Regions from separate parts of the Mus musculus genome. Here region 2 is linked to region 1. Evidence: chromatin loops called from intact Hi-C (ENCODE). Cell type or tissue: gastrocnemius. All regions are shown on one strand. Links, peaks and the distances in the headings refer to the core of each region. The heading gives the core; the rest is flanking DNA.

What was found. Hi-C counts contacts between places; a loop is a spot of excess contacts. Peaks named below come from ENCODE experiments on the same cell type or tissue, not always from the same donor. Only the 100,000 strongest peaks of a DNase experiment are listed, where the experiment ranks them.
Region 2: it touches region 1 in a loop (3-fold over the local background); 13 of 42 quality-filtered maps call a loop at or near these places.

The regions. Positions count from the first base shown.
Region 1 is chr5:22,639,895-22,642,821 of GRCm38, forward strand. No RefSeq gene overlaps it. Among named protein-coding and RNA genes, the nearest start is that of Gm24512, 3.8 kb to the right of the region's middle. In gastrocnemius, for the core only: a CTCF peak has its summit at 1,533 (motif pointing right); no DNase peak of the experiment used is centred there.
Region 2 is chr5:23,283,783-23,286,709 of GRCm38, forward strand. No RefSeq gene overlaps it. Among named protein-coding and RNA genes, the nearest start is that of Gm17434, 29 kb to the right of the region's middle. In gastrocnemius, for the core only: a CTCF peak has its summit at 1,348 (motif pointing left); no DNase peak of the experiment used is centred there; H3K27ac peaks cover 551 bases.

The sequences.
Region 1 (2,927 bases), core at 308-2,807:
CCACACACAGGATTAGGTGTATCTTCTCTCACTGAGGTCAGACAAGGTAGCCCTGATGGGGAATAGATTTCACACTCAGGCTACAGCTTTAGGGACAGCCCCTCTCTAGTTGTTGGGGTACCCACATGGAGACTGAGCTGCATGTCTGCTACATTTGTGCCGGAGGCTTCAGTCCAGCTCAGAGATGCTCTTTGGTTGATGGCTCAGCCTCTGAGAGCTCCCAGGGGTCCAGGTTAGTTGACTTTGTTGGTCTTCCTGTGGAGTTCCTATCCTCTTCAGGGCCTCAATCTTTCCCCTAACTATTCCATAGAAGTCCCTGACCTTTGTCAAAGTTGCTAGACAATTGTGGCAAGAACAAAGAGTAGATCATACAGTTCAGTGAAAAACAAACACATAACATTTATTGAGGTTTAGATAATGATTATTTTTTCCTAGACAAATGGAGACTCAACAAAGAAAACACATTCTTTTCTTTGAATTTAGTCAATGTTATTTTCCCCCTGATGTTAGGGTGATAAAGGCCCTATGGATAGAACTCATAAAACTTGCTGGCAAATATACACTCAAGTGAGTTATAGAAAGTCAATGAATTAAATTATGCTCCTGAAAGCAGCCTCATTATAATAAAAATCTGTAGAAAAAGATGAGTTATCTGTATGCATTATGATATAATTATTTGACCTTCCTTGAACTGAGAATTTCAAGGACTCTAAAAGCCAAAGGAAAATCTATTTAGTTTCCCTGAAGGCATTATAAAAATATTTTAAAAACTAGGCTTGAACTCATTGTTCAAGGTGATTATTATTCAGTGAGTCAGAACAGGTTTGTGGCCACTGACAGCGATGCATACTGGTTTCAAACTAGGCTTGACATGTCAGAGCCTACAAACAGTCTTCAATCTTGCTTTTGAGCAAGAGTGGTTATTTTCAAAGCTGTCATAACAGTAAATATGTGGAGAGCTTTTGGGGCTGCTTCTAGGAATTTGGTAGGAATTTGATACTGGGTTGGGACAATGAAGTAGGCTCAAGGCAAATACAGCAGAGGAATGTATTGTATTCCTTGTACCTGGACCATCCTGATAAACCTCTAGACATAGCAACCATGGGACTTTGTTTAGTGCTTTGATTTTTGCCCTGCTTGTTCCTTGACTACTTTGTTTATGCCTTAAGGACTGACCATATTCTTTGTATGTGCCCAGATTGATATAAAAAGGACTGGATAAAATTAAACTCAACTCAGCCTCACAACTGGCTGGGGTCATGCTACAATGTTGTCTAATTGTCTTTTTCTTTTTAATCCTTGCTCCTGTCTGGAGAACCTGTTGAGTGACTGAGCTGGTTTGGCCATAAATATGTATTTTTTGCTTACCTTTAATGGGTAATTCTTCCTAACAATTGCTCCAATGACTTCCAAACAATTATTTGAAACCATCTTCAGCACTTTACTAATAGAGAAATGGCAGAATATGGCATTGTCTCTTGTGGTTTTTTTCCTAGTTTATAAAATGTCCATGCAGTTTGTGATATCTGCAGTAGATGGCAGTGTTTAAAAACTTCCTCCTTTACAAACAGGATGGCTGGATGATTATCTGTAACCAGGCTGTGCATATTATTGATAGATTAGTCTATATAAGAAATCATGCTTTTGTTTTCTCACTACTTTCTGGATAAATGATAAAAAATGATGAAACTTATATTTGCTAACTTCATATCTATTTGAGAGTTGCCAGATATTAGAGGGGGAGAACATGAGAGTCTTGGAAGCCTGAAAGGTCAGGGTCGAATCACACTAGTAATGCCTGTTAGATTAGTTAGAGTTCAGATGGCTCTATTTAAAGTATTTAACACATAGAATAATAGAGCCTAGGCAGCACTGTGGGTTTAGAAGAACTCAATACTGAAATACAGTTTGATACAAATTAAATTTCATAAAAATACTGTGCATTTATCAGACCCAGAAAAGGTGAACCAATTCTAGTCCTTGAAAAATATTTCTAGCACTCCGGGTTACATTGGACATCTCTAAGGCATGCTTCTGGCTGAGTATTGTGCAGAACTAGTCATATTTTATTTCTTTTTATTGACTATAATAGATAAATGTGTCCCTCCTTTTCCCTTAAAAGCAATTAAATATTACTGTTTTTAATGACTACTTTTGTATTTAGTTACACAGCTATAATGAAATAGAAATTTCCATTATCTTCATAAATAGTTGAAGGGTTCTATAGAGACCCTTCACAAAGTTGGTGGGGAAACACTTTATGAGGGTTTGTGGTAAGCCAGCACGCCTCTCAATTGATATTATTTATTTTTTGTCGCTTGAGGATTTCAAATATGTACAGTGATTAGCTCTGTCCCCCATTTCCACCCTCCCATCAATTAGGCATTTTGTGGATTAGGCATTAGTCTTTCTCTAATCTGGCATTTTATTCTAGTATTGCCTGTATGCAGAATAACAAACATCTTGATAACTGGTCCCCAGCGGTGATTCTGCAAACTGCTCTATTCAAATTCCAAATACTCCCCCACCCCTGATTTAAAACGAACTCCTGTGCTATGCTCTCAGTACCACTTCCTCCTGGTTTGGTAAATCTCTGCTTCCTTAATTATCCTTTCTAATGTTTTCTTTCAAATCTCTCACTCATTGGTGTCTCCTCATCCTTGAAAAACCAGTCTTGCCAATTTTAAATAAGATTTAAAGGCCAATTTCTTGATATAAAATCTCATTTTGGTTGTTGTCTTTATTGAACTTTGACTGCTATAACAAAACATCATACATTGGGTGGTCTAGCTTTTTTTTTTTTAACTTTAGTATCTATATTGTCTGCCTGTATGTGTATGGGTATGCATGTGCCATACTGTGTGTGGAAGTCAACAGACAATTAAGGGGAACTGGCTCTCTCCTTCCACTATTTGGGTCTCAGTGAC
Region 2 (2,927 bases), core at 250-2,749, 640 kb after region 1:
TTGCAGGGAATAGCTAGCTTCCATTTCCTGGATGATGGCTTCCTGTGACCCTTCTAGAAGAGTGTAGTAACTTCACAGACAGCGCGAGCAGAAAGGATGTGGAAATAGGCAGACGCGGGTCCACCATTCGGTATATGAATGCCTGCTGCCACATGGTCCGTGTCTTCTCGCTATGATGCACTAAAGTTTCAGAACCATGAGCCCAGATAAGTCGCCCTTCCCGGCAGGTGATAACTGAGGTATTTTAACCCCAGCAACTAGAAAAGTTACTGATGCAATTGTTTGGATTCATCCTATAACTATCAAATGTTGGTGATCTGAGACCTTCCCTTTCACTGCCCGATATAATAATAATAATAATAATAATAATAATAATAATAATAATAATAATAATAATGGATTTCCTTCTAATGGAGAATTCTATTTCATTATTTCAATCAAAAAAAGAATTTGTATAGGTCCAGAGGGTCAGATGTTAAAATGACCTGTAAATCCATCTTAACTTCACAAATGACTTAACCCTGATTTCCCCTGCCAATAACCAAAAGGAACTTCCCACGAACTAAGCCAGCTCCTATATCTGCAGCTTTGAACTAAATACTGATTCTTTGCCGAACAAAGCTGGCGAGTCAAAGAATCCAACAAGTGAGTGTGAACCCTGTCATTGCTGATGCCAGTGCTCCCTAGTCAGTGTGCTCGCTCTGCAGTTCTCATCTTCCAGCTGGGCAGCCTGGCTCATCCCGCAATCTCAGCACCTGGGAGGCTTGCCACAAGTTCAAGGCCAGCCTGGTCTACATAGTAAGTTACAGACTAGACTATAAGTATAAAATGAAATCTTGTCTCAAAAAATAGAAACAACAAAATACAAATTAACAGCAACCAAAAAAAAATCATCATCCTTCAAAGCAGAAATGGCTAACACTGTTAAAAGCAACTTTAATTAAAACCTTGTATAAAGCGAACAAACTGCGGGGCAGTGATGGCGCATGCCTTTAATCCCAGCAGAAACAGAGGCAGGAGGATCTCTGAGCCAGCCTGGTCTACAGAGCCAGTTCCAAAACAGCCAGAGCTCCAACAGAGAAACCCAGCCTCAAAATAAAATAAACAAATAAAAACTAAAATTAAATTTTTGTTCTAGAAAGATTTATATACTTCTTAGGTTCTTTGCCTAACAAAGCTTGAGGGCCCCTCTGAGCCACTGAAATACTTTCTGTGATAAATGAAATTGCCTCAATGATGTCAAAAAGAATTATAAAGTCGCTTAGTCACTGTCCTGATCACACTACAGTTTAAAAGCCGTTGGATGGTTTAAGGTGTTGTTGTACTGCCATCTAGTGGTATACTTCTATAAACAGTATTTGATTTTGGTTTTAACTCTGGTTTGCTTAATTTGTTTTCAGAGACATAGTCTCAACTCAATTCTAGACCAGCCTTAAATTCACAATAATTCTACTGCCTCCGCCTCCCAAATTGTAGCATTATAGAAGTGAATCACCACATCTAGCCAATAAATGAAAACTTTAACGCTCTACAACTAGGTAACCCTTAAGAGCTGCAAAATGAAATAAAATAAAATAAAATTTTAAAAGCTGCAAAATTCTGCATTTTAAATAGCAAGTTTACAGTGTTGAAGTCATATTTTCTCAAAGAAAAAACTAGAACTATCACACACCTAGCTACGGCACTCTCTCTCTCTCTCTCTCTCTCTCTCTCTCTCTCTCTCTCTCTCTCTCTCTCTCTCTCTCCCAAAGACTCTGAATGCTTCCCCAGAGGCACGTATGTGTCCATGTTCACTGCTGCACTATTCACAGTAGCTAAGAAATGGAAGCAGTCTCCACGTTCATTAGCAGAAAGATGGACGAGGCAAATGTGGTGCATATACACAGTGAGATTTCAGTCACCCGTAAAGAAAGGTGAAGATGTGACATTTACAGAAAAATGAATGGAGGTTATTGTTCTGATAAAGGAACAGTACAGACTCAAAAAATACAGCTGCTGAACTTTTTCTTGTATGTAGATCTTAGGTTTTAATTTTATACACACACACATACACACTCACACATACACACTCACACGTACAAACTCACATACACTGAGGTTGGATAGGCCATGAAAGTAGAAAAAGCACTATTATTACCATAAAGACTAGCATAACTAGTGTCAAGTAGAGATACAAGGTGTCGGTACCCGGGAGCATCACAGTGAGCCTAATCTGCAGCACTCCCTGAGATATGGGAGAGCAGGGAGGTTTTGTAGACGACCTCACTGACACAGAGATCCCTGAGGTGCCACCTCTCCGGATGCTGTGGTTACATAAGATTCAAAATTACTTCCACTTCCAGACATAAGCCCCAAAATTGAAAACAAGATTCAAATAAACATGCATATACCAATACTCATGGTGGTATGTATTTTTAATGTTTTTGTTAAGACTTTAACTGTTTCCATGCTGTATTTTGGTTAGATTCACCTCCTCATCCATCTCCTGCCAGACCTGCCCCCCACTCCATACTCACCCATCTTTGTGTTCTCATTTTTTTCTAGACCCATTGGGCTGCCTATGTACACTCTTAGGTGTTTGGCCACCCACTAGAGCTTGTTAAACCTGAGAGGGAGGTCATTCCAGCAGCTAGTATTGGCCAGGAGCTCTGCTGGGGCTTGGTCTTGTGCGCCATGTATTCAAATGCCAACTTCAGTGCCCACACAGCTGTCTGTAGTCCAGATGCTGGCACCGTCAAGCATCTCTAGTGTCAATGTTGTGCAACCTTTGTTTCCTATGACTGGGCGGAGGACATAGGAAGGATGGACTTCTGATCCCAGCCAGGAGTCCCAGGGAAAGAAGAGTAAGGGAAGGACCACAGGAAGGCAGAGATGGGCACAAGGAATCATGGTTCAGGAGGAACTGTGATGATCTAGACACCAAGGGA